Regions from separate parts of the Homo sapiens genome. Here region 1 is linked to region 2. A link is a loop called in an ENCODE intact Hi-C map of the cell type or tissue named here. Cell type or tissue: mammary epithelial cell. All regions are shown on one strand. Each heading gives the region's core, and the rest is flanking DNA. Links, peaks and the distances in the headings are about the cores only.

Region 1 (16,055 bases), core at 4,280-12,279, 58 kb after region 2:
TACTCGGGAGGCGGAGGCAGGAGAACTGCTTGAACCCAGGAGGCAGAGGTTGCAGTGAGCCAAGATCGTGCCAGGGCACTCCAGCCTGGTGACAGAGCAAGACTTTGTCTAAAAAAAAAAAAAAAAACCAACCTCTGTGCATCAAAGGGCACAATCAACAGAGTGAAAAGGAAACCCACATAATGAAAGGAAATATTTGCAAATCATATATCTGATAAAAGATTCATACCCAGAATATATAAAGAATTCTACAACTCAGCTGTGCATGGTGGCTCACACCTGTAACCTCAGCACTTTGGGAGGCCAAGGCAGGAGGACTGCTTGAGCCCAGGAGTTCAAGACTAGCCTAGGCAACATAGTGAGACCTGTCTCTAAGTAAATTTAAAACAAAAATAAAAGAATTCTACAGCTGAACAGCAACAATGATGAACAACCTGATTTTAAAATGAGCAAAGACTTTGAATAGACGTTTCTCCAAACAAGATACACAAATGGCCAATAGGCACATGAAAAGATGCTGAACATCATTAATCATTAGGGAAATGCAAATCAAGCCTACAATGAGATACCATTTCACTCCTATTAGAATACCTACTATCAAAAAACTAGAAAATAACAAGAGTTGGACAGGATGTGGAGAAATTAGAACGATTGTGCCCTGGAGAAATTAGAACCTCTGCACCCTGGTAATGTAAAATGGTGCAGCCAGTACGGAAAACAGTATGGTGGTTCCTCAAAAAATTAAATATATAATTCCTATATAACCGAGGAATCCCACTTCTGGTTATATATCCAAAAGATTTGAAAGCAAGGTCTCAAAGAGATGCTTGTACACCCATGTTCACAGCAGCATTCTTCACAATAGCCAAAGGATGGAAGCAACCCATGTCCATCAATGGATGAATAGATTAAACAAAAATGTGGTGTATTTACTCAAAAGAATATTATTTGGCCTCAAAAGAGAAGGAAATTCTGAAAGATGTCACGACATGGATGAACCTTGAGGAAATTCTGAAAGATGTCACGACATGGATGAACCTTGAGGACATTACGCCATATGAAATAAGCCAGTCATGAAAAGACAAATACTATATGATTCCACTTATATAGGGTACCTAGAGTAGTCAGATTCATAGGGAGAGAAAGTAGAATAATGGTTGCCAGGGACTAGAGGGAGTGGGGAATAGGGAGTTATTGTTTAATGGGTACAGGGATATAGTTTTGCAAGATGAAGAGTTTTAGAGATTGGTTGTACAACAATATGTTGTTGTTGTTGTTGTTGTTTGAGACAGGGTCTCATTCTGTTGCCGAGGCTGGAGTGCAGTGGTGTGATGATCACAGCTCACTGCAACCTCAAACTCCTGGGCTCAAGCAATCCTCCCACCTCAGCCTCCCAAGTAGCTATAACTAGAGGTGCAGCCACCACATCCAGCTAATTTTTTTATTTTTTGTATAGACGGGGTCTCACTATGTTACCTAAGCTGGTCTTGAACTCCTGCGCTCAAGGGATCCTCCTGCCCCAGCCTCTCAAAGTGCTGGGATTATAGGTGTGAGCACCATGCCTGGCCTGGTTGTACAACAATATGAATGTACTTAACATTACTGACCTGTACACTTACACATGGTTAAGATGGTTAACTTACGTTATGTGTATTTTACAATTTAATTTTTTTAAATTTAAGTATACATTTACATTCTAAATATTTATTAAACGCCCAACCATCCAGCTGTTTCAAAAAAGGCACATCTCCAAAGATGACCTACGATGATAACTACATTGGGCCTTGGCTGTTGGATTATTCCTACCAAGTTGAATTAAGAGGGACTTAAGTAACTCATTAATTAGAACTTCATTACTAAGGTACTGAAGGATTTCATTGCATAGAAAATTAATGCATGTGGGGGTCTACAATTTTTAGTAGGGTTCTGATGTTTTCTATTAATATTTTGTTTTTATAGAGTCTTTAAAAAATAAGAAAACCCCACATTTCCACCTACATCATAATATCTAGTCACAATGACACTGTACCAACTCTAGATAATTAAAGCCAGCTTTTGCTCAGAGATCCCCGCCAGGGTTACCTCCTGAAAAGCAAGTAATGAACACTAAGCCATGTATTTTTTATTGGATTCTCTAAAGTAACATGAGTCAGGCTCCAAGTGTCAGAAGATCTGTCTCATGCTAACAAAAACAAAGATATTTACTGTTTAATCCCCTTTTATCCAAGTACATCAATGTTCTTGGCAAACATTAATCAAACGGAAATTAAGGCATATCCTCAGGATATATGAAGGCATTGGGCTTTCAAAAACTCATACACGAAGCATCTAGATCCAACTACTAATTTACAAAGCAACACATTGAACTACACCATGGCAACATAATTAGCAAAAACTGGACTGCGGGAAACTATGCAGGAAAAATGATCCAGTTTTTTCAACAAAATAAATTTCAAGGAAAAAAGAAAAGAAAAAGAGATAGAGTACGAACCTATAGCTTGAGACTTACAATAAGTGTCAACCAGTTGCAATACCTGAACCTTGATTAGAACAAAGTAGACAAAAAGAATATGACATTTATGAGACAATAGGAAATGCAAACACTGGCTTGATATTTGATAATATTAAGGAATTATAAACATTTTTAGGTGTCACAATGGTTTTGTGGTCATACATAGATATATAGATTTTTTTAAGTGCTTATGTTAGAGATAATCTGTCAGGGATCCCCAGACCACACCCAGGTTTGGTGATTTGGTAGGAGGGTTCACAAGACTCAGCATATAACTGTACTCGTGGCCAAGATTTATTACAGCAAAAAGACACGGAGCAAAATCAGCAAAAGTAAAAGGTGCATGACATAATGTTTAGAGGAAACCAAATACAGGTTTCGAAGAGCCCTCTCCCAGTGAAGTCACACAGGATGGGCTTAATTCCCCCAGCGGCTAGTTACAATAATGCTGTCTACCAGAGAGGCTCATTAGGGACACATTGCTCAGTTTTTACTGAGGACAGGTTACATAGGCAAACTCTGTATAGCACTTACTAAGATTCCAGACTCCCAGAAGGAAAGCAAGTATTCACCACAAACCATGTAGTTTGCACACAAAGCTTAGGTACAGTACACTACTACTAGTTAGGGTGGTTGAGAACCCTCCCAAAATCCAAGTTCCCAGATGCTCGCCAAGGGCCAACCTTGTAAACAGGCCTTCCAAAGGACAGCAATCAGGCCTGCTATGCTCTTTTCTGCACAGATACACAGTGGAATATCTGGGATGAATTAACAGTATGTCTGGGACTTGCTTCAAAATAACATGGAAAGGCAAAATGAGTGAGGATATAGCTGACATAAGATTGGCCAGGAGTTGATACTGTTGAAGTTGGGGCCCGGGCACATGGGAATTTATTGTACTGTTCTTTCTACTTTAGTATATATGTGAGATTTTCCCATAATAAAAAGTTTTGGTAGTTTTTAAACATAGGAGAAAACTCAGAGATAGTGCTTAGGCTATGAGTCAACAGAGCCTATAGGCTGGTGGGGATGAGAATCAGAATTTATAGAACCCTTAGTCTATCACCAAGGCCTGAGGGAAGAAAGGCCTGAGGTGCAGGCCATATGTGAAAAAGGCTTTTGATTGGGACTCTCAAGAGTTAGTGAACATGTTTTGGAAGATAGAGATAGAAAAGGTAGCCTTTTGTCCAAGAAAAACTAAATCTCAGAGCCGGAAGTTTGAGAGTAATTTAATTATAGCCACAGATTAAGTGGCTAGCAAATGATCTTAAATAATCTATGGAGCATTGCAAATGAGATGTATAATACTTTGAATCATTAATTCCAGAGCTATAAAATAAATATGTAGCCACTCTTTCCCATAGCACATTAACAAAGAATGGAGAATGTTTCTTCCATTTCAAAAATTTATTACTGGAGCTGGGCATGGTGGCTCACACCTGTAATCTCAGCACTTTGAGAGGTCGAGGCAGGCAGATCACTTGAGGTCAGGAGTTTGAGACTAGCCTGGCCAACACCGTGAAACTCCGTTCTACTAAAAATACAAAAATCAGCTGGGCACGGTGGCGGGCCCCTCTAATCCCAGCTACTCGGGAGGCTGAGGCAAGAGAATCGCTTGAAGCCGGGAGGCAGAGGTTGCAGTGAGCCAAGATCATGCCATTGCACTCCAGTCTGGGCGATAGAGCGAGACTCAGTCTCAAAAAAAAAAGAAAAAAAATGTATTCTTTAGCACTGATACTTGCTTATACAATAATATTATACTCTAGAAGACATTAGGCTCAGTGTGTCTAAAACCTTGACAACAAGGTCCACACACTAGAAATACCGTGCATTCTGAGTTACTGTTACACAGCCTCCATAGACAAGAATTGAAGGAAGTGAGGGAAATATAGGAAAAGTATATTCTTTATCTGAAACTATAATCTGTATTCAATAATAAATTATCTGAAACAAAAATATTACGAAACCATATTTTAGCTTGTATCATACAAGAGTAGAAAAAAACAACTAAAAGCCCAAGAGCAAACTACGAGCACAGCAAGCTTCACTGCCTGGCCCCTCGCTCCAACACCCCACAATCTGAGATGTCGACCTGTAATAGACAGAAAAGAATGAGGCAGGGAGGACCAGAGCAAATCAGCAATACAGAGTCAAACATGTTCCCTATATCATATGAAGGAAATACATGTTTATCACTGAATGGTGTCATCTTTGATCTCCAAACAAAAAGCATTAATGACTCATCATCAAAACATTCCCTATTACTAAGGATGGCTTTTCACTAATCCACCCATAATCTGCTATCCAATATGAACAAAAATATAAGATGAAATTTCTGGCTGGGGACCAGAACAAAGCCCACAGATGTACAAGGGACCAAGGGTCTTCTTGGTTCTGTGCTAACACCCACAGATCTTTCTTGCCAATGGAAATCATTTAGTATTGGGTTACAAATATACTATAGTATTTAGTCACAGAGGTCCTTCAAAATAACATTATGATTAAATAAAAGATCTAATGTTATTTCTTGTTTTTTGTTTTTTGTTTTTAATGGAGTTTTGCTCTATCGCCCGGTCAGGAGTGCAGTGGCACCATCTCGGCTCACTGCATTCTCCCCCTCCTGGCTTTAAGAGATTCTCCTGACTCAGCCTCCCGAGTAGCTGGGACTTCAGGCACACACCACCACGTCCGGATAATTTTTGTATTTTTAGTAGAGATAGGTTTTTGCCAAGTTGGCCAGCCTAGTCTCGAACTCCTGACCTCAGGTGATCCACCCACTTTGGCCTCCCAAAGTGCTGGGAATACAGGCATGAGCCACTGTGCCTGGCCTTTCTTGTTATCTATTATCCTAGGTGCTAGGTGCCAAGCTACGGGCAAGTGTTAAGGATTCCGCTGAATTTATCTACCTGAGCACTTCAATACATAAGCAAGAACAGCTATTGCATAGACTTTACAATAAATGTTAAAGGTTGGCAATAACATAATTCTCAACAATGTCCTATTGGCAAATTAATTTTCCTTCTACTATCTACAAGTTTCAATGTTAGCTAGCATTCATTCTTGAGATATATGATATATATATATCCATATTTTTTGACATATATCAAAATATATTTAAGCCTAAAATACTAAAAAAATTAAATTGACTTTAAAATGGCCAAAATTCAACTATCCAAAGCAAACCTAAGTGTCCAGTAACAAATGAATGGATAATGAAAATGTACTATACATATACACAATAGAATACTACTAATCAGCCTTAGAAGGAAGTCTTGTCATTTGGGACAATGAATGAACCTGGAGGACATTATGTTAAGTGAAATAAGCTAGTCACAGAGATATAAATACTGCATGATTTCACTTATATGTGGATTGTAAAAAAAAGTCAAAGTCATAGAAGCAGAGAGTGAAATGGAGATTACCAGAGGCTGAGGGCCAGGAACATTGAGGAACTACTGGTCAAAAAACACAAAATTTCAGTTAGACAGGAAGAGTAAGTTCCAGAGATCTATTGTACTTCATGATAATCAATGGTTAATAACAATATATTGTATATCTGAATATTGTTGACAGTAGATTTTGTGTTCTCATCACAAAAGAAAGTGAGGTAATGCATATGTTAAACAGCTTGATTTAGGTATTCCATAGTGTATACATATACCAAAACATCATATTGTAAGCCACAAATATATACAGTATTTACTTGTCAATTAAAATAAGTAAATAGATAGATAAATAGAAGTTTAAGAAGCAAAAATGGACTCTGAGTGGTCAAAAGAGAAGGCATAAAGTCCTTGCATGCATTAAAGCTTTTCTTGAGAGAGAATCCCTTGTTTTCATTCAAAAACTCTACCTCTAGTCTTATTTTATAATTTTATCTGTTATACAGTTTCCAAGTTCATCTGAGTTTAAGTTAGAAAATTCATGTTGTCCTCAGGGTGGGGAACATCACACCCCAGGGCCTGGCGTGGGGTGGGAGGCAGGGGGAGGGATAGCATTAGGAGAAAAACCTAATGTAAATGATGAGTTAATGGGTGCAGCAAACCAACATGGCACATGTGTAACAAACCTGCACATTGTGCACATGTACCCTAGAACTTAAAGTATAATTTTTAAAAAAAAGAGAAATGAAAAAAAAAAAGAAAATTAATGTTGTCCTAAGTAGCATAAACTGGCCTGAGTTAAGCTAAGGCAGGCAAAGAAGATTATAAGGATATAGGTCCCTTCATGAAGTCCAAGAACAGGAACAGTGCTTCAGACAGGACTGGAAGCAGGGCTTAGATGGCTCATCATCCCTCTTGGTTTCTCATCTCTGCTCATTTGTGTATATCTGCCCCCTGTGCTTTCTAGGCCACATGACTGGTAAAAGATGCCCACTGCATAGCTCCTGAGCTTCAAGTTTACAGGTGTAACTACAGAAAGTAAGCTTCCTCCCCTGGAAACGTCCCAGGAAATGGACACGGAATGACTAGGTTGCCACTCCTGGTCCAGTCCCTTGTGGCTGAGGTGAAAGAGGAAGTCGAGTTATAAAATGGCTGGGGATTAAAGAAGGTTCTTAAAATCTAGGAAGACCCTCCGAAGAGTATTCATTAAGGAAGAAAAGCTGTGAAAATACAGGGATCTAGAGGAGCTTTGAAAATATAACAAAAAGTAAGGGTTTATGACATTATCATGAAGGACGCAGGCCCTCCAAATATTTTGACTTGAGGTATATGGGCAAATATCCCATAACACCTTAGTAGACTATGAGGGCTTCATTGTACTATTGGACTATTGATGACTCAACACTGAGAAAAGTTTAAGTTCTATTCAATATACACTTTGAGAAGAATGCAATGCCTCCCTCAGTCAACCCCATGAGGTGCTGTGAAACTGGAATGCCCTTCCTTCAGGGTAGTCCTGAGTTGGCACAATGGGGATGGGCCTTTACTAAACCTGTGCAACAACCAGTCAGTCACCGATATAGGCTGCCCTGCAAGAGGGTGTGATCTTAGTTGAAACAGCTTTTTTTTTCAGACAGAGTCATCTTGCTCTGTCACCCAGGCTGCACTGCAGTGACACAATCACGACTCACTGCAACTTCCACCTCTCAGGCTCAAGCGATTCTCCCACCTCAGCCTTCTGAGTAGCTGGGACTACAGGCATGCACCACCATGCCCGGCTAATTTTTGTATTTTTAGTAGAGATGAGGTTTTGCCATGTGGCCTAGGCTGGTCTCAAACTCCTGAGATCAAGGGATCCACCCACATCAGCCTCCCAAAGTGTTGGGATTACAGGTGTGGGCCACTGCACCCAGCCCGAGAAAAAAATGTTAAAAGCAGCTGGCAGCAGATGGAATGAGGAGTCAGGATGGCAAGTCTCAACAAATTTCAAAAAATATACGCAGATATTCATTGTTCACAGTGAAATTATGCTAGAAGTTGAGAGCAGATGTCCTGAAATAGCTTAAATAAATAAATAGATAAATAAATAAATAAATAAATAAAATTTAAATATTTAAAAGAAGAAATTGGCTGGGTGCGGTGGCTCACATCTGTAATCCTAGTGCTTTGGAAGGCTGAGGCGGGCGGATTGCCTGAGCTCAGGAGTTCGTGACCAGCCTGGGCAACATGATGAAACACTGTCTCTACTGAAATACAAAAAATTAGCCGGGCGTGGCAGTGTGCACCTGTAGTCCCAGCTACTCGGGAGGCTGAGGCAAGAGAATCGCTTGAACCCGGGAGGTGGAGGTTGCAGTGAGCCAAGATCACGCCACTGCACTCCAGCCTGGGCAACAGAGTGAGACTCTGTCTCAAAAAAAAAAAAAAAAAAAAAGAAGCAGAAGAAGAAATTGAGGGCAGAAGGATAACTTAAAAACTGCCAAATTTTTGGAAATAAAGCAATTTCTTTATGAAATGATTCACAGAAAAACTATCAAGGGAAATTAATAAATAAATGAAAAATAATAAAAATTCAACATATCAAAACCTGAGGAATATAGCCAAAGTGTTGCTTCGAGGGAAATTTACATCCTTAAATCATATATTAGAAGCAAAGAAAGGCTGAAAAGCAATGTCTGAGCATTCATTCCAAGAAGCTACAAAAAGAATAGCAAATTAAACTCAAAGAAAGTAGAAAAAAGAAAACAACAAAAACTCATAATCAGCAAACTAGAAAATAATTGTACAATAAAGAAAAATCAACAAAACCAAAAATTAATTATTTAAGAAGACTAATAAAATTATAAAACACTAGTTTGTACAGATATAATCTATGTAAACAATTCCCTATTGCTGGACATCTACGTTATCTCCACTTGGATACACTATTCCACAGCACTGACATAATCATCCTTCCAATATTCATTCATGCTTATTTCCTGAAAATAAATCTTAAAATTATGACTGTTAGCTCAAAGGGTGTAAAAAATTCTAAGGCTTCTGATACATATATTGTGTTAAACTGCCCTATAGAAAGACTGAACGAATTTTACTCCCACTAGCAGTTTGTGATAGTGTTCATTTCCCTAAGAAATAAGTGTGATTTTAAAAAATATTTATTAATTTGTTTGGTTAAAAAAAAACCTCTTCATTTTAATGTGCATTTCTTACATTACTGAGTTGAACACTTCCTCAATGTTTACAGGCTAAGTTTCTTTTGTGAATTGCCTTAGTGTTTTCTATTCTTCTATTAAGGTGTTAGTCTTTCTCACAGATATTATTACTTTTTATATATTGATATTGAGCCCTGAACCAAAGAATTAAAAATATTTTCCTGTTCTGTCAGATGGCCTATTAATGTCCTTTTGAACATGTTGTTGTTGTAGAGAGCTTGAAACTGTATATTCTTGTCAATTTTTTCCTTTATGGTTTGCCTTCATTTGATGTTTAGAAGTACCAACCCCATACCAAGATTATTATGTGAATACTCACCCATATTAACCCCTAATGGAATAGCAGTGGTAAAGACTTGATGAATTTCTACAAATGTCTTGCTGGCTCAGGAATGTAGTCAGGAATTCCATAAAGCATATCAAATGTAAGATATCATTTAAGATTTTTAAAAACTAGAGCTACTACTAGATTCTAGGCTTTGTGGGGCAGAGCCAAGGCAAGGCAAAATTGTGATGTGACTGAAATTGCTTTTAGTGGCCCAAAGTATCTCCTTTTTTCTTTGCCCTTTTACTCCTGAAGCAGCTTCTCCTCCATCCCCAGTTCTAGCTACCTATCTCATTCTCAGTGAAGGAAGGACTGATACTTGTTTACCATAAGACATTAAAGATATTTAAGCTTTTAAAATAACAACTTGCAAAGAGGATGGCCAAGAAAAGGTTAGAAGATTCTGAAGCATTAATGGATTTTCTTTTTTTATTATTATTTTTAATTGTGGTAAAATACACATATTTACAACCTTTATCATTTTTAAGTATACACTTCAGTGGTGGTATTAAATACATTTGCTTTGTTGTGTAACCATCACCACCGTCTGTCCACAGAACTTTTTCATCTTCCAAAACCGAAACTCCATATCCATTAAATGAACGCCCCATTTTCCCCCTCCCTCAGCCACTAGGAGCAACTATGCTACTTTGTCTCTACCGATTGTACTACTTTAGGTACTTCATGTAAGTAGAATCACACAGTATGTGTCTTTTGTGACTGGCTTATTTCACATGGCATAATGTCATCAAGGTTATTCATGTTGAGGCATCTTTCAGAATTTCCTTCCTTTTTGAGGCTGAATAATGTTCCATTGTATAAATACACGACATTTTGTTTATCCATTCATCCACCAATGGACACTGGGTTGCTTCCATCCTTTGGCCATTGTGAATAATGCTACTGTGAACACAGATGTACAAGTATCTCTTTGAGACCTTGCTTTGAATTCTTTTGGGTATATTCCCAGAAGTGAGATTGCTGGATCATATGGTAATTATCAGTTTAATTTTTTTAGGGGGCCGGGCACAGTAGGTCACACCTGTAACCCCAGTGCTTTGGGAGAACAAGGCAGGGGGATCGCTTGGGTGATCAGAGGATTTTGAGGGTTACAGTGAGCTACAATCACCCCTCTGCACTTCAGCGTAGGTGACAGAGGAATACTGCCTCTTAAAAATAAAAAATAAAATAAATAAAAATTTGAGGAACTGACATACTGTTTTCCATAGTGGCTGCATTTTACATTATCACCACCCGTGCACAAGAGTTCCAATTTCTCCACATCCTCTTCAACATTTGTATTTTTTTGTTTTTGTTTTGTGTGATAATAGGCATGAAATGATATTTCATTGTAGGCTAGATTTGCATTTCCCTAATGATTAATGATGTTCAGCATCTTTTCATGTGCTTATTAGCCATTTGTATATATTCTTGGAGAAATGTCTATTCAAATCCTTTGCCCATTTTTTTTTTTTTTTTTTTTGAGATGGAGTTTCGCTCTTTTTACCCGAGCTGGAGTGCAATAGCACGATCTCAGCTCACTGCAACCTCTGCCCCTAGGGTTCAAGTGATTCTCCTGCCTCAGCCTCCTGAGTAGCTGGGATTACAGGCGTGCGCCACCAGGCCCAGCTAATTTTTTGTATTTTTAGTAGAAACGGGGTTTCACCATGTTAGCTAGGCTGGTCTCAAACTCCTGACCTCAGGTGATCCGCCCGCCTCGGCCTCCCAAAGTGCTGGGATTACAGGTGTGAGCCACCATGCCTGGCCTCTTTGCCCATTTTTCAACAGGGAGTTTAATAGGGTTCTTTGGTTGTTTGTCGTTGAGTTGTAGAAATTCTTTATGGATTTTCTTTTATTTGTAGCCTTTCTTAGTACCCTCCAAATCAGTTCATTCAGGTAGCTTTCTCCTTTTCTCTCCCTTCTCTCAAAAAACGTTCTTCTTAGTTCATGCCTAATCCAAGAGGCTAATCCCAACACCAAAAAATGGATCAGGAGTGAGGCATCTCAATTCTAAAAGCATCAAACAATGCTTTAAATATATTATAAAATATATTTAAATATTGTTTGTATTGTGTGTATACACAAAATCAGAAAACTTTTTTTTTTTGAGACGGAGTCTTGCTCTGTCGCCCAGGCTGGAGTGCAGTGGCAAGATCTTGGCTCGCTGCAAGCTCCGCCTCCCGGGTTCACGCCATTCTCCTGCCTCAGCCTCCCGAGTAGCTGGGACTACAGGCGCCTCCCACCAGGCCCGGCTAATTTTTTTTGTATTTTTAGTAGAGATGGGGATTTACCTTGTTAGCCAGGATGGTCTCCATCTCCTGACCTCATGATCCACCCGCCTCGGCCTCCCAAAGTGCTGGGATTACAGGCGTGAGCCACCGCGCCCAGCCAGAAAACGTTTTTTTTTTACTCAAAAATGTCTCTTTGAAATACCTTTGGCCAGGTGTGGTGTCTCATGCCTGTTATCCCACCATTTTGGAAGGCCAAGGAGGGAGGATCGCTTGAGCCCCAGGGCTCAAGACCAGCCTAGGCAACATTGTGAGGCCCCGTTTCTACAAAAAAATACAAAAATTAGCTGGGCGTGGTGGTGTGTCTGTAGTTCCAGCTGCTTGGGAGACTGAGGTGGGAGAATTGCTTTAGCCCAGGAGTTCAAGGCTGCAGTGAGGTATGATTGTGCCACTGTACTCCAGCCTGGATGACAGAACAAATCCCTGGCTCTAAATAATAAAAATAAAAATAAGATAAAATTGAAAAAGGAATATATTTGTTTACACTACTTGAAAAAAGAAAATATTTGTTTTTTTCTGATTATAAAAGAATGTATGTTGATTATAACAATTCAGATATTACATAATTGAATAAAGTATTAATAGAAAATGAAAATCTCCCAAAACCCTCTTGCCCACAGAAAAAAATATTTTAAGCAGTCTAAACAGTCTAGTATAAACTTCCATAACATAGGCATACACACAGACACACACACACATACATATACTACACACACACACACACACACACACACACACACACTGTATTTTACTTTTCTCTATTTAACAATATATCCTAGACATTTATCCATATTAATATGAGATGCTGTTAATTATCTTTTTTAAATAGTGGTCAAGATAGTATTTATATATATAAACTAATATTAAATTTTTGTTTGGGAGGCCAAAGCGGGCAGATCACCTGAGGTCAGGAGTTCCAGACCAGCCAGGCCAGTGAAACCTCGTCTCTACTAAAAATATAAAAATTATCCGGGCATGGCGGCACACACCTGTAATCCCAACTACTCAGGAGGCTGAAGCAGGAGAATTGCTTGAACCTGGGAGTCAGAGGTTACAGTGAGCCAAGATCGCGCCACTGCACTCCAGCCTATGCAACAGAGTGAGACTCCATCCCAATACATATATACATACATACATACATACATAAATTTTTGAAATTCACAAAACCTGACAAAATGGATTCTAATTAGATCAGAAGTACTTCAGGGTCTAACACTGAACAACAGAGAGTAGAGACAAAATATAAAATAAAGCTCGTAATTATTCTGTATCATTTGTACATAAGATCTAAATATTTAATAGTGCTGTAATTGCAGACTTGCCATATTTACCTATAGTGCATTTACAAACTCTCTTTCTCACTCCAAACCAGAAATAATATAACCTCTGACCATACCACATCTATAGAAGTGTCTGATCAGTAAGGCCAGCCATTTCCAAAACTTTTAGTAAGAGAACAGAGAGGATACCAACCTAGTTGACAAATGTAAAAGGCAGATGAACACATACAGGGGTTTGCAAGTGTCAGCCTCCATTTAAAGTAATCAATTCTCTCATTGTGCCATTAGTAAATAACATTTTGGTTGATTTCTTCAGTTACACAAAGAATTAGTGTCTTCCTTTATGATTAAGGAAACAGAGATTGCCTTGTAAGTCTCAGCAAACGATACAAATTTAAGTACAAGTTGAAATCCTGTCATTTGGAGCAACATGGATAGAACCAGAGGTCATTATGTTAAGTGAAATAAGCCAGGCACAGAAAGACAAATATCACATGTTCTCATTCATATGTGAGAGCTAAAAAAGTAGGTCTCATGAAGACAAGAGAGTAGACTGGTGGATACCAGAGGCCAGGCAAGGTAGCAGGGACGGGGAGATAAAGAGAGGTTGATTAATGGGCACAAATATTAATATACAGTTTGATAGAAGAAATAAGATCTAGTGTTCAACAGATCAGTGGGATAACTACAGGTTACAATAATCTACTGTATATTTCAAAATAGCTAACAGACTAATTTGAATGTTTCTAGCATAAAGAAAAAACAAATAGGGAAGGTGATGGCTATCCCAATTACACTGATTAGATCTTTATAAATTATATCAATGTATTAAATTATAACATTACCCGCAAAATATGTACATCTATTATGTATCAATAAAAAATAAATTTAGGCTGGGCATGGTGGCTCACACCTGTAAATGCCAGCACTTTGGGAGGCCAAGGTGGGAGGATCTCTTGAGTCAAGGAGTTCAGGACAAGGAGTTCAGCCTGGGCAATATAGTGAGATGCTGTCTCTAAAAAAAAAAATAAAGAAATTTGCCAGGCATGGTGGCGCATATCTGTAGTTCCAGCTACTCAGGAGGCTGAAGTGGGAGGATCACTTGAACCTGGGAGGATGATGCAGTGAGCTAAGATTGTGCCATTGCACACCAGCCTGGGTGACAGAGCAAGACCATGTCTAGGAAAAATAATAATAAATTTACAAAAATAAATTTTAGAAACAACAAAACTGAATGAAATAAAAACTGAATCAAAAAAATTAAGTAAGTGGAAACTTATTATGTTCGTCTCCTGATATGGTCAAATTTTCTTAATTTCCTAACTACTTTTTTTCCACAAGGGTCCTATGTATTTTCTCACTTCTAAGAGGTATTATCTACCTCTACTTTAACTTTCCATACCAAATGAACAAATTTACCAAACATTTTACCATTAATCTAAAACTTAACAGGAATGGGTTAGCACATGATCGACATTGCTTTACCATCAACTTCACATAAGTGTTCAGAAACCAGGCGGAAGTGAAACCCTAAGTTGAAGGAGCTTTTAACGCTTGCATGAAAATTTTCTAGACCTTCAAAGGCTGTTGCTGCTGTTTCTCCTTCTTTTTTTTTTTTTTTTTTTGCCTTTTTAAATATCTTGTTCTCTTCTTTCCCCCACTGAAATTCAAGAATTTGCAGATACCATAAACTTGGGATATCCTAGAAACAACCATGGTTAGAAAACTGATATGTTTCTACACACTCATCCTTTAATTGATGTCCTCCACCCACTCACTCTTACTCATACCCAGCTAGCTTCTCCCATATTATTGAAACTTCAATCCTTGCCTCTGTCATGTTCAGGTTTCTAAGCCTGGGGAAGATAACACTTTAAAATGCCGTAAGTACAGTGGGAAAGGACTGAGGAGGTAGCCAGAAAACCTAGAAATTATGACTAGGACTGGATTCTTTGGCATTAATACCCATGTTTTGCAATGTCCAAAGCATGACTAGAATTGATCTTTCACCCCCGAATGCTGTCATATTCCCATATTACCTGTATTTCTGTGCCTAAATAACACCATATAGACAAATTCTCCAATTTTATATTAACTTTATTCACATTGAAGCTGCCACATCTTACATTAGGAATGCTTTCAGCTACAAGGAACAGAAAAGTCTGACAGAACGCTGGGCGAGGTGGCTCACGTCGGTAATCCCAGCATTTTGGGAGACCAAGGCGGGTGGATCGCGAGGTCAGGAGTTCAAGACCAGATGGTGAAACCCTGTCTCTACTAAAAATACAAAAATTAGCCGGGCATGGTGGCGGGCACCTGTAATCCCAGCTACTCAGGAGGTTGAGGCAGAGAATTGCTTGGACCCAGCAGGCAGAGGTTGCAGGGAGCTGAGATCGCACCACTGCACTCCAGCCCGGGCGACACAGCGAGACTCCATCTCAAAAAAAAAAAAGAAAAAAGAAAAGTCTGACAGGTAGGTTAAACTCTTAGGAGTTTGTATCCTTAACAAGAAGTCCAGAGAAGGTTATCTCGGGGCTATTCTGGCAGCTCAATAATGTCGTTAAGAACTCAGACTCGGCAGTTCCCATTATCTTCGGGAGCTGTGGAGGTAGGAATTTAAGACAGGCCCATTTTATTAATTTATTTTCAAATGCAACAAAAGGTCCAAGGACAATCTGTGGGCCACTTAATTCAGGGCCCTCAATTCGTACATGGAGAACTCTCAGATACAGCCAAAGCCATGGGTTTTGGAGACCTGAAAAGCCCCGCCGGCCTCCAGGTGCTCAATGATTACCTGACAGACAAGAGCTACATCAAGGGGTATGTGCCATCACAAGCAGATGTGGCAGTATTTGAAGCAGTGCCCCGCCCACTGCCTGCCGACTTGTGTCATGCTCTATGTTGGTATAATCACATCAAGTCTTACGAAAAGGAAAAGGCCAGCCTGCCAGGAGTGAAGAAAGCTTTGGGCAAGTATGGTCCTGCAGATGTGGAAGACACTACAGGAAGTGGAGCTACAGATAGTAAAGATGATGATGACATTGATCTCTCTGGATCT
Region 2 (16,055 bases), core at 4,922-12,921:
TATTTTTTTTAAAAAAAGTCAAGGCTGGGTGCAGTGGCTCATGCCTGTAATCCCAGCACTTTGGGAGGCCGAGGTGGGTGGATCACTTGAGGTTGGGAGTTTGAGACCCGCCTGGCCAACATGGTAAAATCCTGTCTCTACTAAAAACACAAAAATTAGCCAGGCATGGTGGCATGCGCCTGTAATCCCAGCTACTCAGGAAGCTGAGGCACAAGAATCATTTGAACCCGGGAGGTGGAGGCTGCAGTGAGCCGAGATTGCACCACAATACTCCAGCCTGGGTGACAGAGCAAAATTCCGTCTCAAAAAAAAAAAAAAAGTCTAGTGCAGTAGCTGATGCCTTTAATCCCAGCACTTTGGGAGGACGAGGTAAAACGACTTCTTGAGCCCAGCAGTTCAAGACTAGCCTGGGCAACATAGCAAGACAACCATCTCTAAAAACACATTATATATATAAAATACATACATACAAACACATACATACATATGTAAACATAGACATAAAGTAAGTATAGATGGTTGAGTATACATTAGTATAGTATGCATACATATTAGTATCTATCTATCCATCCATGTATATATTTTTCTAGCTCTCTATGCTAAGAGGGCTGAGAAGTGGTGTCATCTCAATAGCAATGAGCACACCTAGTGCTCAGATCTTGGCTGTCAAATACTATCCTCCAATATAAGGTAACAGGGCTGGGAAAGGGGAAATACAGGGTAAGTATCTTAGGGTACCAGGAGAAGTGCTATATCTAAAAAAAAAAAAAAAAATAAGCCAGGCACAGTGGCTCATGCCTATAATCCCAGCACTTCAGGAGACCGAGGTGGGAGGACTGCTTGAGCTCAGGAGTTCGAGACTAGCCTGGGCAACATATTGAGACTCCATCTCTACTAAAAAAATTTAAAAATTAGCCAGGCATGGTGGCTCATGCCTGTGGTTCCAGCCACTAGGGAGGGAGGCTGAGCCTGGGAGGCATGATCAAGCCACTGCACTCTAGCCTGGGTGACAAAGTGAGACCCTGCCTCAAAAAAAAATAAAAAAGGATAGGGACCTGTCAAAAAAGTCAAAGGACCCAATCTAAGAGAGATCTCAATGACCAAAGCTGGAACAATTTAATTGATAAAATAAATAATGATAGTAATGAAGAATAAAAGAAATACCCATGAGCCCATAATAAATAAATGATTAAAGTAATAAATAAATGGGAGAGGAGAAACAATACTTCCTTCCCTATAGAAGAATTCTAGTTAATAAGTATAGAAGGAAGGAAAGAAATGGAGAATCACCACTAGAACACAACGATATTTGCTGCAGGCAAGACACAGTAATGAACACTGGGCAAATATTAGCAGGAAAAGTTTAAGGAGAAGCAGGATATATGAGTGGCCTCAAAGCATCTGCCCCAACACAATGACATTCATTAATTACAAAGGGAAAACAGTAACTTTACAGTGGATAACATGGCAGACATCACCTTAAGCAACTGGTCATGGCCAGCAATCTGCAAAAATCCAATATAGTCAAATAGTATAAGCACTCATCTTAGAGTCATCTGTGTTCAAATCTCACTTCAAATTCCAAAAGCCACTTCCTGGCTGTGTGACCTTGAGCAAAACTACTTAATGACTTTGAAGTTTGGCTTTCTTATTTGGAAAATAGTGATTATATCACCTGCCAACCCATAGGGTTGGTGTGAAATTTAACGTGAGAAAATTCACTCCAAAGTGCCGAACATTTTGCCTAACAAAGCAGATGACCAATAAATGTTAAATAAGTTAATTCCCTAGTTTGGTATTAAAAGCCCTCCTAATTGGCCTAATTCTTCCCCGCCTTCCTCCCAACTAGTATCTTCCCCTCAGTTTTGCTCTCCATGCTGCCACCAATGAGTCTCCTCTAAGACCTGGCACCATGCCTCTTTTTAAAAACACTACAAGCACTCCCCATAGCACACCAGTTAAATGCAAGAGTTTTAGGATTAGATGTGAATCTAAACCTGATAATCATAATAAATTCACAGGCCAAAATAGAAGCTTTTTAAAGTATCTGCTATTTTCACTAATCTATGCCATTAAAAACACTATCAGGATAGAAAACTGAGTTTGCCATTTTTACCAATTTAGTAAGTAAAAATTCTAGGTAAGTTCAAAATTTAACTTCCATTGGGAGTTTACTTCACAGTAAATTTACACTTTTGAACTCCCTTCACTTTATGCCAATGACAACAAATGAAAGTGAGATCTCACCTTTCCTTCCTCGAGGTGAAGCAGGAGGACTTTATCTCCTGGCTTATAATCTTTGAGCAGCTCTGCTGACTTCCAGACTTCCTCTGGATCAGGTATCCAAACCCTGGCAAACTAGAAGACAAAAAGAAAAAAATTTAAACTAGCAAATCAATTATTTTACAATCATATATAAACATATGATAACTATTTATAATTAAACAATTTATGAAAAAAGAAATCTTGGCCAACATGAAATTCACTTTTTTTTTTTTTTTTTTTTTTTTGAGACAGAGTTAAGCTCTTGTTGCCCAGGCTGGAGTACAGTGGCATGATCTCAGCTCACAGCAACCTCTGCCTCCTGGGTTCAAGCAATTCTCCTGCCTCAGCCTCCTGAGTAGCTGGAATTACAGGCGCCTGCCACCACACTCAGCTAATTTTTTTGTTTTTAATAAAGATGGAGTTTCGCCATATTGGCCAAGCTGGTCTCCAAACTCCTGACCTCAGGTGATCCACCCGCCTCAGCCTCCCAAAGTGCTGGGATTACAGGTGTGAGCCACCACGTCCAGCTGAAATTTACTTTTTAAATTAGTAAACAAAAAATATTTTAGCTCTCATAGCACCACCATTCCCAAATTATATAAAAAGTGTGCTCTGAAAAAACAGTTATGATCAAAGCTTGACTTTGCTTTACACAGTAAATGCCACCTGAAAGTATAATTTTAGGTTAAAATGTACACATAAGATCTATTTTTGAAGCTATGGTGTTGTGGTTCTGCCAGTTTCAACAGCACTGCCATCTTTTTATGGCTGGGTTTACAATTTGGATTTTTTTGTTCTTTCTTTTTCTTTTTTTTTTTTTTTTTTGAGATACAGTCTCGCTCTGTTGCCCAGGCTGGAGTGCAGTGGCACGATTTCGGCTCACTGCCACCTCTGCCTCCCGGGTTCAAGTGATTCTCCTGCCTCAGCCTCACGAGTAGCTGGGACTACAGGCATGTGCCACTGTGCCCAGCTAATTTTTGTATTTTTAGTAGAGACGGGGTTTCACCATGTTGGCCAGGCTGGTCTCGAACCCCTGACCTCGTGACCCACCTGCCTCAGCCTCCCAAAGTGCTGGGATTACAGTCATGAGCCACCGTGCCCGGCCCACAATTTGGATTTTTTTATGGTGGTTTGCATCCTGTGCTCTGCAAAGCCTTAGTGATTTCTCAGACATCCTTCAGGAGCCATCACAGTAGGGAGAAGAGGAGAATAAAAATAACAGATTTTTTAAAACTGAAGAAACACGGTTGTTCAGCATTTTGCCTTCATTATTTTATAAAGATGAGTGGGAAATGGTAAAAATGGCACAGCCAGTCACTAATAAGCTTAGCTCCTGTAGCCTCAACATCATGAAAAAGGCATGGTAATCATCAGGGATTCCCAAAGCAGCAAATATTTTGCCTCAACTAGATACTCCCTGGACATAAGCCAGAAGATTATGTGGTCAATTTTGAAGAAAAAGAACAAAATATACTAACATGCACAAATCTTTCGAATACCACATTGAAGAAGTGTTTTTATGTGCTTGGACTCTCTGGGAAGAAATTTCCCTTTAAAACACACATACACTAAACCTAAATGCCCATTTTCATGAACAAATCACATATGAAAACAGGAATCCTAGATTCAGCCAGCAAGGGAAAGACATGACACAATCAATCATGGCTGGCATGGGCCAGACTGAACCCGGTCTCTGGCCTGTATCTGTATCCTCATTTCATGTAAATTCACCTCTAGATTTCATTTTTAACAATAATCAGGGTACTAATTTACTTGGAGCTTTGAGAAGGAGCATTTGGATTTGAGTATGTTAAATATGGGGCAACTTCCCAAAGAACTGTGATAATGTAATGACTATTCTAAGTACTGGGCACAAAGTTCTGGAAGCTTGTAACAAGGTCATTCCCAAGTACAAGAGAAATTTATATGACCCAGTGATGAACTTACAGATAGGAGAAAGCGAAAAGAAAGTGGGTGAACGAAAGTACAGGTAGATCTGAGATTCAAGATAATTTAAATTAAGAAAAACATTTCAGCATGCCATGCCACTGTCCTGGATATTACGTTAACCTCTTTTTTTTTTTTTTTTTTTTTGAGACGGAGTCTCACTCTGTCACTCTGTCACCCAGGCTGGAGTGCAGTGGCACGATCTCGGCTCACTGCAACCTCCGCCTCCTGGGTTCAAGTGATTCTCCTGCCTCGGCCTCCCGAGCAGCTGGGACTATAGGCACATGCCACCACACCCAGCTAATTTTTTTCTATTTTTAGTAGAGACAGGGTTTCACCGTGTTAGCCAGGATGGTCTCGATCTCCTGACCTCATGATCCACCCGCCTTGGCCTCTCAAGGTGCTGGGATTACAGGCATGAGCCACCATGCCCAGCCTATGTTAACCTCTTTACTGACAAATATTTTCAAGCCTTCCTATTGGGAAGCTGCTGTGGTATATTGCCATAGTTTCCAAACTACTAGATTTCATGGCTGGTAAAATTTTTTACTTAAAGTTTGGGGACTGATATAAGGTTATTAACTAACTTTTAGTCTTGACAAGTAAGATTATAAAACCATTAATTATTGGCAGCACTTACAGACAAGTAGAGGCTAAAGCCCTCACACTCAGCAGAGGCAACATAAATACCAATTTACTGTCTAATATCACCATCGTTTTACAAAATAAAGGACATTTTAACAAGAAAACAGTAGGACAAATAGCCATCACAGTTTTTTTGTTTTCTGTTTTTCTGACACAGAGTTTTCCTCTTGTTGCCCAGGTTGGAGTGCAATGGCATGATCTCGGCTCATTGCAGCCTCCGCTTCTGGGGTTCAAGCGATTCTCCTGCCTCAGCCTCCCAAGTAGCTGGGATTACAGGTGCCTGCCACCACACCTGGCTACTTTTTTGTTGTTGTTGTATTTTTAGTAGAGACAGGGTTTCGCCATGTTGGCCAGGCTGGTCTCAAACTCCTAGCCTCAGAGAGTGATCCTCCCACCTTGGCCTCCCAAAGTGCTGGGATTACGGCGTGAGCCACCACACCTGGCCTGGCCATCATAGTTAACATACAAATCCCTTACCATGTTCTACAAGGGCCTTCATGACCTGTCCTTTCCTTCCCCTGCCAACCTCTAAGCCGGCACTATGCAGATCTTATTTTAGTTCTTCAGGAACACAGTTTTGTTTGCTCCTGTCTCTAGACCCTGGCTCTTGTTAAGCCCTCTATAATGTACTTCTCCCAGATCTGCTTATGTCTGCCTCCTTCTCACTTATATGATAGCTCAAATGTAAACCTCTTCAGAGAGGCCTTCCCAGACCTTTCTAGCGGAAATCAATCCAAACTACTATTACCATTCTCTATTTTACATTCTTCAGCACTCTTATTCACTATCTGAAATCACCTGCTGTTATGTTCTTGTTTGTTTACTTATTTACTATCTCTCTTCCTTCATTAGAACATAAGTTCTGTGTCTGTGTTGTTCAACACAGCAGGCAGTACTTAGAACAGTACCTGACACAGAGCTGGTGCTTAGTAAGAACTTATCGAAAGAAGATCAGAATAAAAGGCATCTCTTTAAATTGAATATAAGTAGCATGATTAAAAGCTCGCTCAATTGCTTTAATTTTCTCTTATTATTACCAACACATACAAACTTTTAATCTAAACAGTTTGCAGAGGAAAGAGTATGGAATTAGACTATGGGTTCTACTCCCAGGGCCACCAGATGGGCCTTGGCCTTTATTTCAGGCAACAATAAAATGAGGATGACAACAATAGTCTTCTAGTTTATTGCAAAGGCTTACGCACATAGAAACTTCATGAAAAGTATAAACCAATATATAAGTACAAGGTGGGGTTGTTACTGTTTTTCCCATAGGAAGTGATTTCTAATGTCATATATCAAACATGTTACTGAAATTTGTTTTACAACTTTTTTCCCAGGGACACAGTCCATAAACTGAGTAATATCTGTACATATCACTAAAGCCTTACTCATGTAATAAATATTTCTATGTACTAACTGCTCCCACTCTGAAGCTTACTTTACAAAGACAGCACTTTTGTAGCTTTCTCTGGAAGGCACTACTGGTTCCAGAAAAGATATATAAATATAAAGAGATTAAGAGTCGGGCTGGGCACAGTGGCTCATGCCTGTAATCCCAGCTCTTTGGGAGGCTTAGGCAGGCGGATCACTTGAGCTCAGGAGTTAGAGACCAGCCTGACCAACATGGTGAAACCCCGCCTCTACTAAAAATACAAAAATTAGCCAGGCATGGTGGTTCGTGCCTGTAACCCCAGCTACTCAGGAGGCTGAGGTGGGAGGATTACTTGAGCCCAGGAGGTGGAGGTTGCAGTGAGCTAAGATCAAGTCACTGCACTCCAGCCTGGGCAACAGAGCAAGACTCCATCTCAAAAAAAAAAAAAAAAAAAAAAGAGAGAGAGATATTCAGAATCATGAAATGACCTATCACCTTGACTGATGAAAACACAAAAAAGGAAAATGTGTCCAAGTGAGTTTGTAGAAGCATGACTGACCAGTGCCTAAACATGAGGAGACTTTAAATCTAGAAAGTGCCTTCATGTTCTGTGTTAGTAGGGAGCTCCAGCTCAGATTTCCACAAGTATTTTGCAAAAAGTAGATACTTTGCCAAAGACCAGATTTCCAAGGGCTAGATGTTAACAACACTTACAGATAAGCAGTGGGAGGATAAGGCCCTCATATTCACCAAAAGCAAGATATTTAAACACTGAACACCACCCTGATAACCAATTTCCTCTTTATCTTAGCTTTACCTCTGAGGAAAGCATCCAAGGAGAAATAGGTCAGAAACCATTCTATTATTACCATTGCCTTTCTGTGGTTCTTTTCCATCTTAACCAATGAGATCAGTGACTCTGCAGAAACAACTATGCCAGAAGGGGGTCAGTTTGAGGATATATACCTTAGATGCTGAAACAGGGAAATCTCAACCTGATATGCCACTTCCTACTGCTTTCATCACTTCCAACCCTGCCTCCCCCAGGCCGCAAAGCAAATACACATGGCAGGAATAGAACTAAACTTGTCCAGTCACATCCGGTGAGAAGACTGGGGGAAGGCAGGCAAGAAGACAAGGCCACTGGAACGCATGAGGAACCTAGAAATGGGACACAGTGTGAGTCGGGCAGGAATCAGAAACAAGGATAGACACTGCCTACTTAGTCTGCAGAAGGCCCTCCTGGTGAAAAAGAAGCAGTTAGAAAACAATAACCCTGGCCAAAGTGAATCAAACTGGACACAGCCCCAGCAAGGCAAGGGAAAGCCCCTGTTGAGAGACAGGACTAGCTGGATTTCCTAGGCAGACTAAGAATCCCTAAGCCTAGCTGGGAAGGTGACCACGTCCACCTTTAAAGATGGGGCTTGCAACTTAGCTCACACCCGAGCCATCAGAGAGCTCACTAAAATGCTAATTAGGCAAAAACAGGAGGTAAAGAAATAGCTAATCATCTATCGCCTAAGAGCACAGCGGGAGGGACAATGATCGGGATATAAACCCAGGCATTCCAGCCGGCAACGGCTACCCTCTTTGGGTCCCCTCCCTTTGTATGGGAGCTCTGTCTTCACTCTATTAAATCTTGCAACTGCACTTTCTTTTGGTCTGTGTTTGTTACGGCTCGAGCTGAGCTTTCGCTCGCCGTCCACCACTGCTGTTTGCCACTGTTACAGACCTGTGGCTGACTTCCACAGGGTGGATCCAGCAGGGTGTCTGCTGTACTCCTGATCCAGCTAGGCGCCCACTGCTGCTCCCGATAGGGCTACAGGCTTGCCATCGTTCCTGCATGGCTAAGTGCCCGGGTTCGTCCTAATCGAGCTGAACACTAGTCAGTCACTGGGTTCCACAGTTCTCTTCCGTGACCCACGGCTTCTAATAGAGCTATAACACTCACCGCATGGCCCAAGATTCCATTCCTTGGAATCCGTGAGGCCAAGAACCCCAGGTCAGAGAACATGAGGCTTGCCACCATCTTGGAAGTGGCCCGCCGCCATTTTGGAAGTGGCCTGCCACCATCTTGGGAGCTCTGGGAGCAAGGACGACCCGGTAACACTGTCATGTAGCTGGATTCTGTCATGATTAGCTAACAAAGGGTTAGGCTCTCTTTCAGTGATCCCCGTTTCCTCTTCTCCACTCACACTACTCTAGATCTAGTCCCTCATTATCTTGTGAGAGTCTCTCAAACATCTCACTTATGCTACCTGAAACCTTATTTTAGTTATTTATGAATCTACCTACCTTCCATACCAGACTATATACTCTTTCAAAGCCATCTTTGAATCCCCTTTGAGGTCAGCCAAGTTCCTGGCCCATAGTTTGTGGGCAGCACATATATGTTGATTTTATTTAAGACTGAGATAAGGTAAGGCAAGGAAAAGAGGTGAGAAAAATTGGCAACATTCCACAGGCTTAGCTCAGGATTTTCCATGAAGCCATACCAGAGTTTGAGGCCACCAAGCAGGGTTGAGATGGGGCATGAATCAGAGGCTTAAAGAAGAGAGACTCATGAAGTAGTAGGTAAAGAAAAAGTAAATAATGATGTAGAAACTGGTAGGAGAAGGAAAAAGAAGAGCCTGAGATTTGAGGTATTGGGATTAAAGAAAAAACCTAGGGAGGGAGAAATGAGAAAATAAACCTAAACTACATAAAATGTAAACACACATCAAAGATTTGTGACAATTCAAATGAACCACTTGACAAAAAATCAGGATGAGAATAAAATGAAGACGGACTAAATTTTATAATAGCTAAAATCTGAGAAAATAATGCTAGCACAGATTTAACCTGCATAATAGCTTGCAAGGAAAATAAAAGACATCTGTCCTTCCACAATACAATTTAATGAGGCCTGCCTGGCAGCAATGAGGTAATTTTGACAGAGTCTAAAAGAAGAGCACTAGAAAGGCACGTTCAAGGGACATGCTGGCACTGGAACATGCCAGAGAGAGGCACCAAGCAGTGTTGGCTCACCCAGCACTGCCCTTGCACCTCCTTGGGGGTTACACCCAGCCTTGCATGTTTAAGGAGGCACCAGCCATCTTTTTTTTTTCTTTTTCTTTTTTTTTTTCTGAGATGGAGTCTCGCTCTGTTGCCCAGGCTGGAGTGCAGTGGCACAATCTCTGCTCACTGCTACCTTTGCCTCCCAGGTTCAAGCGATTCTCCTGCCTCAGCCTCCCAAGTAGCCGAGATTACAGGCATGCACCACAACACCTGGCTAATTTTTATATTATTAGTAGAGACGGGGCTTCGCCATGTTGGCCAGGCTGGTCTTGAACCCCTGACCTCAGGTGATCTGCCCACCTCGGCCTCTCAAAGTGCTAGGATTAAAGGCATGAGTCACCGCACCTGGCCCACCAGTCATCTTTCTTTTGGTATCTTACCATGATGACAACACTGAAGAGGCCCTTGATTGATGCAGATGACTCACTGGAAGTTTTGCTAACTTGTGTTTTGTCTGTCAAGGAACACTGAGGGTGTGGGCACCAAAAGCAGTTGCTTCTGATGCCCCAGACACTTTTGGGAACAAAACTAACAGCATTAACAGAGTAAACTGACCAGCCCTCAAAACCCAAAGAATTTGACCCATATGATCTTCTCTCTTCTCCCCCTAACTCCCATATACATTATTTGCTTTATAGCACATGTGCACATCTTTATTAGCTTCTGTATTAAATCATGAGCAGCTTGGCAATTCAGAATCGGCCATGGCTCACTTTCGATAGCCCATTGTGAATGTTTGCAAAAATGAGTGCTTTATGTCACAATTCAATCAAGCATATTACAAAAACTAAGTGCTCCTCTGGGCTTTGAACTAAAGCAGGGAAGAAATCCTGAAACGTCACCAGTACCCCCTCCTCTGAAATCTGACATTAATGCGGATGTTACACATGATTACTAAGTAATTCATATAGTCTTTAGAGCATGTTTTTGGTATAAAAAATTCAGGAACTACTATTCTAAAAGCACATGATGAGCTCCCCAGAAAAAAGGAAACAAAAATTATTAAAGAAACTAGGAAATCTAGAAAATTGCCCCCCTTAGTAATGGTGTATTTTGTATTTTTTAAATTTGTTATGAAATATGTCATACAAGAGGATGTGTGTGTGTGTGTCTGCATGTGTGTGTATACATAAATAATTTGTTGAATGAAAGAATGACGTAATGAACTTCCATATGCCCACCACTTAGGTTCATAAGTAGAACACTACTTACGCTATTGAAGGCCCTTGATGGAATATATTCTTAAACATTTCATCCTGCTCCCCACCAATTTTCACTTGCCACTTCTATTCTCCAGTCACAGAAAACTATGGGTTTGCTATACCCTGAACAAGCCATGCTGTTTCACACTTGTAAGCCTTTGCTGTAGCTGTTTCCTCCATCTGAAACACAATCTCTTCCCTCTTCAGCAGCAAGCTCCTATTTATTCCTCAATTCTGTGTTCAAGTGCCACCTCCTCTAACAGGCTTTTCCTGACTTCTTCTCCTCATTTGGCTCTCCATTCTCAACATCTCTATTACCTTATACGATCTTCTGCTAGAATCCTTATCCCACTAAATGATGACTTTGGGTGCCTATCTTTAAAGACTGTGAGCTCCTTGCAAGGAGAGCTGTATCTTTTTCAACTTTGTCTATTCAGCAGGGACTGCCCATAATAATTTTTCAAAAAACTTTTGTTATATGAGTGTTCTTAGCTTCCAAGAGGGTGGACAAAAAGAATTATCGGTCTTACCAAACACTCCCAAAATCTTCTGAAAGGCTCTGTAATTTCCAGAAACAGAGAATATGCATGATGCATTAGACAGTTATGTAAGAAATATTTGTGTGACAGAAGGAAAAAGAGCTAGGCATGTGGGGAGCAGAGAAGTAATGAGAAATCCTTTTCTCTCCTCCCACCCCCGACAAACCCACAACTCTTCCCTTCATGTTCATGTGTTTAGAGTGGAAGCTACCCCAAACCTCCAGAACAGAGATTCAGTCCCCACCCAAACCCTACCACAAATTCCTTCCTCAGAAGGAAAAGAAATGCTGGCGCCACCACCTCCACCAGCCATCTCCTGGAGCAGCAAGGAGGGGGACAGATGGGAAGAAAGGAAAGCCAGAGGGTCTAGATCAGGGCAAGGGGTCACAGTAAAATGGGTGTAAGAGAAAAAAGGGGTGTGGAGTGCTGAACACATGGTGCATTCTGGGTAGAGTCGAGAAGTGAAGAGCAGAAGTGTCCTGTACCTCACTGCAGCGTCACAGAAATGCTGCCGAGGAGCTGAATGACAACCAACTCTGCTTGACAGGACTTAGCAAAGGCTTATAAGGAACCAGAGCTAACATTTATTGAGCACCTTTTGTGTGCCAGTAGAGGCCCAGGTATTTTACATGTATAATTTCATTCAAATAATCACAATAACTAACCCCAGTACTAACCCATTTTAACAGCTATTGAGGCTTAAACCTTAAACATGATAGAGATGAAGTTCCAAGTCTACTCTAGGAGCCATACATTCTTTCTACTCCACTATGCCCACCCATTGTTAAAACAGTTTTTTTCTTTTTTTTTTTTTTTGAGATAGAGTCTTGCTCTGTTGCCCAGGCTGGAGTGCAGTGGCACGATCTCGGCTCACTGCAACCTCCACCTCCCAGGTTCGAGCGATTCTCTTCCCTCAGCCTCCCAAGTAGCTGGGACTACAATACAAGTGCATGCCACCAATCCTGGCTAATTTTTAGTAAAGAAAGGGTTTCACCGTGTTAGCCAGGACGGTCTCGATCTCCTGACCTTGTGATCCGCCTGCCTTGGCCTCCCAAAGTGCTGGGATTACAGGCGTGAGCCACCGTGCCTGGCCAAAACAGTAGATTTTATTATGAAGGAATTCCCCTCCTCCACCCCCAAATTGTTCTTGGTATCATAATGAAAACAGCTATTAAACTGGCCCATGTCATCTGGTGAAACTTAAGAATGTCTCATCTAAGACAACATGTCAAAGCCATGCCAATCAGCTTGCCATCCATCCTGCAGTGTTCCAATGAGCTCTGACAAGAGAATGAAGGCTCTACCAAAAATGAGGTTAGTCAATAACAGCAAAAAAACAATCTGAGGATGCTGAAGACTAAAATTTTAATGAATGAGCTCAGGTTCATGAACTTCTATAAATGAACAAAATCATAGGGTTGACTTAAAATTTTTATTTTTTTGCTGACTCTGCAAGTTACCTTGCATATACTGTGAAATGTACCTGGTTTAAAAGTAAATCACGCTTCACTTTGGGAGGCTGAGGCGGGTAGATCACGAGGTTAGGAGTTCGAGACCAGCCTGGCCAACATGGAGAAACCCCGTCTCTACTAAAAACACAAAAATTAGCTGGGCATGGTGGTGGGTGCCTGTAATCCTAGCTACTCGGGAGGCTGAGGCAGAACTGTTTGAACCAGGGAAGCAGAGGTTGCAGTGAGCTGAGACTGGGCCACTGCACTTTAGCCTGGGCGACAGGGCAAGACTCCATCTCAAAAAAAAAAAAAAAAAGTAAATCACACTTTGGGAGGCCGAGGCGGGTGGATTGTCTGAGCTCAGGAGTTCAAGACCAGCTTGGGCAACATGGTGAAACCCTGTCTCTACTAAAATACAAAAAATTAACTGGGAGTGGTGACACGCACCTGCACAGTCCCAGCTACTTGGGAGGCTGAGGCACAAGAATTGCTTGAACCTGAGAGGCGGAGGTTGCAGTGAGCCGAGATTGTGCCACTACACTCCAGCCTGGGCAACAGAGGAAGACTCTGTCTCCAAAAAAAAAAGGAAAATCAAGTTCAAGTCAGCTCCCTCCAGACACTGAAATTATCATTTTAAATTTAGGAAGAAAACAAGAACTTGCAAATTGATGGATATGCTTTGTCACCATTAAGTAGCAAAAATTAAATATTCTTATTTTTCTAAAATTTTATGTGAGATGACAGAGCTTTGGAATGAGTATTTTTAGACACTGTAGTTATTTAACATTCGTGTAAAGATTATTTTCAGAACTAGATCTCACTTCTTAAGAACAGTGTTAATATGCATATCAAGAAAAATTAGTATTTCCATCTATAATTAGCTGGTGGTATTTTAAACCACAAAATTCTAAATAATTAAAATAATCAAAGGTAAAACAGAATCACCAACAGGGAAGCGAACTATATAGGTTGTATTCATCACAGGACTTTGATCAGGATAAAGAAAAGTCCTAACTTTACTTAACCTCATAATATGCTTTATAATTATTATTAAAGAAGTTCCTTATTCAACAAAACACTTGAGAGAAGTTAGATAACTTGCCCCAAAGTCACTCAGCTAATAAATGGCAGAAGCAGAATTCAAACCGAGAAAGATCTCTGATTTCAAAATGATTAGGTTGTATAAGGAAGAATAAGAAAAACACAATCTCATTGAATCACTTTCTCCTGATTGGGACCAAAGTTGCTCAACTAAGCAAAACAACTCACACTTTCCTATCATTTTCAACACTTGTTCTCAATGTAGAAAAAAGTATTAAATGGAAGTCATATTAAATATGTACAGGCCTCTTTATATAGGGGTCTTCCTCCCACATAGACTATCTATCACCCTGATAAATGATGTAGTGATGAAAGAAGTCATGGGTAATTTTTTAAATTTTAACTAAAATGTCTTAACATGGTAAGATTTAAGGAATCATGGCATTAAACATCAAACAACACATACATTATATGAGACAATATGGATAAGGTGCCAAAACAGTACCTGGGAAATAATAGACAGGTGCCGGTATGTATTTCCCTCCCACTTATAACAGGCAGCTCCCTTTGTGTTGCTCCCCAGCTTTGGGAATCGACACTTCTAGGTCTTTTGCTAACTTGGGAAATGACACAGTTTGGATATTTGTCCCTGCCCAAATCCCATGTTGAAATGTAATCCCCAATGCTGGAGGTGAGGCCTGGTGGGAGGTATTTGAATCATGTGGGCAGATCCCTCATGGCTTGCTACTGCCTTTGTGATAGTGAGTTCTCGTGAGATCTGGGCATTTTAAAATGTGTTGCAACCTCCGCCCACCTTCTCTGTCTCTTGCTCCTGCTTTTTGCCATGTGATGTGTCTGCTCCTGCCTTGCTTTCCACCGTGAAAGCTCCCTGAGGCCTCCCTAGAAGCAGATGCCGCCATGCTTCATGTACAGCCTGCAGAACCGTAAGCCAATTAAACCCCTTTTCTTATAACTTACCCAGTCTCAGGTCTTTCTTTATAGCAATGCAAGAATGAACTAACACAAAAAATTGGTACTAGGAGTGAGGGATTGCCTCACATACAGATAACTGAAAATGTAGAAGCAACTTTGGAACTAGGTAACAGCAGAGGTTGGAAGCATATGGAAGGCTCAGAAGAAGACAGGAAGAAGAAAGAAAGTTTGGAATTCTTAGAGACTGGTTAAATGGTTGTGACCAAAATGCTGATAGTGATCCAGACAGTGAAGGCCAGGCTGAGAAGGTCTCAGACGGAAATGTGGAACTTAGTGGAACTGGAGCAAAGGTCACGTGTGTTACGCCTCACCAAAGAACTTGGCTACAATGTGGCCCCCGCCCTAGGGGATCTGTGGAACTGAACTTCAGAGTGATGATTTAAGGTATCTGGCAGAAGAAATTTCAAGGCAGAAAAGCATTCAAGATGTGGCCCGACTGCTTCGAACAGCCTACACTCAGGTACAGGAGCAAAGAAGCGACTTAAAGTTGGAATATATATTTAAGCAGGAAGCAGAGCATAAAAGTTTGGAAAATTTGCAGGCTGGCCATGTGGCAGAGATAGCTTTTGCAAGAGAGAAATCCAAGCAGGCTGTGGAGCAGCAACCATTTGCTAGAGAAATTTGCATAACTAAAAGAGAGACAAGTGCTAACAGCCAAGTCAATGGGGAAAAGGCCTGGAAGGCATTTCGGAGACCTTCCCAGCAGCCCCTCCCACCACAGGCCCAGAGGCCTAGGAGGACATTATGGTGTAGAGGGCCAGGCCTAGGGCCCCACTACCCTGCACAGCCTCAGAGCTCTGCTTCCTGCGTGCTGGCTGCTCCAGCTCCAGCTCCAGCCAAGGGTCAAAAAAGCCGGGGTACAGCTCAAGCTGCCACTTTGAAGAATGCAAGCCATAAAGCTTAGCAGATTCCATGTGGTGTTAAGCCTGTAGGTGTACAGAATAAAAAGTGAAGAACGTTTGGCAGCCTCCACTTAGATTTCAGAGGATGTATGAGAAAGCCTGGGTGCCGAGGCAAAAGCCTCCTGCAGGGGCAAAGCCCTCATAGAGAACCTCTACTAGGGCAGTGCCAAAGGAAAATGTGGGGTTGGAGGCCCTATACAGAGTTGCAAGGGGGCATTGCCTAGTGGAGCTGTGAGAAGGGGGCCACCATCCTCCAGATCCCAGAATCGTAAATCCACTGGCACCTTGCACCTTCAGCCTAGAAAAGCCACAGGCATTCAACTCCAACCCATAAGAACAGCCCTAGGGGCTGAACCCTACAAAGCCACAGACAAAGAGCTGCCCAAGGCCTTGGGAACCCACTCTTTCTATCAGTGTGCCCTGGATGGGACGTGTAGTCAAACAGGATTATCTTGGATCTTTAAGATTTAATGATTGCCCTGCTAGGTTTCAAACTTGTCTGTAGCCCCTTTCTTTTGGCCAATTTCTCCCTTTTGGAATGGGAGAAATGTCCATACCCCACGGTATCTTGGCAGTAGTCAACTTGTTTTGATTTTATGGGCTCAGAGGTGGAAGGAGAAAAGTCTCAGATAAGACTT

The links. Peaks named below come from ENCODE experiments on the same cell type or tissue, not always from the same donor. Only the 100,000 strongest peaks of a DNase experiment are listed, where the experiment ranks them.
Region 1: it touches region 2 in a loop (2.2-fold over the local background); 6 of 110 quality-filtered maps call a loop at or near these places.

What each region holds. Positions count from the first base shown.
Region 1 is chr15:52,489,452-52,505,506 of GRCh38, forward strand. The region is part of intron 1 of MYO5A (myosin VA); the gene reads right to left. It also overlaps the pseudogene EEF1B2P1. Among named protein-coding and RNA genes, the nearest start is that of MYO5A, 31 kb to the right of the region's middle. In mammary epithelial cell, for the core only: no CTCF peak of the experiment used is centred there; a DNase peak (open chromatin) is centred at 7,500; H3K27ac peaks cover 1,456 bases.
Region 2 is chr15:52,430,928-52,446,982 of GRCh38, forward strand. MYO5A (myosin VA) reads right to left here. Exons shown (of 42, transcript NM_001382347.1): 2 at 2,248-2,358. Among named protein-coding and RNA genes, the nearest start is that of MYO5A, 90 kb to the right of the region's middle. In mammary epithelial cell, for the core only: no CTCF peak of the experiment used is centred there; a DNase peak (open chromatin) is centred at 9,694.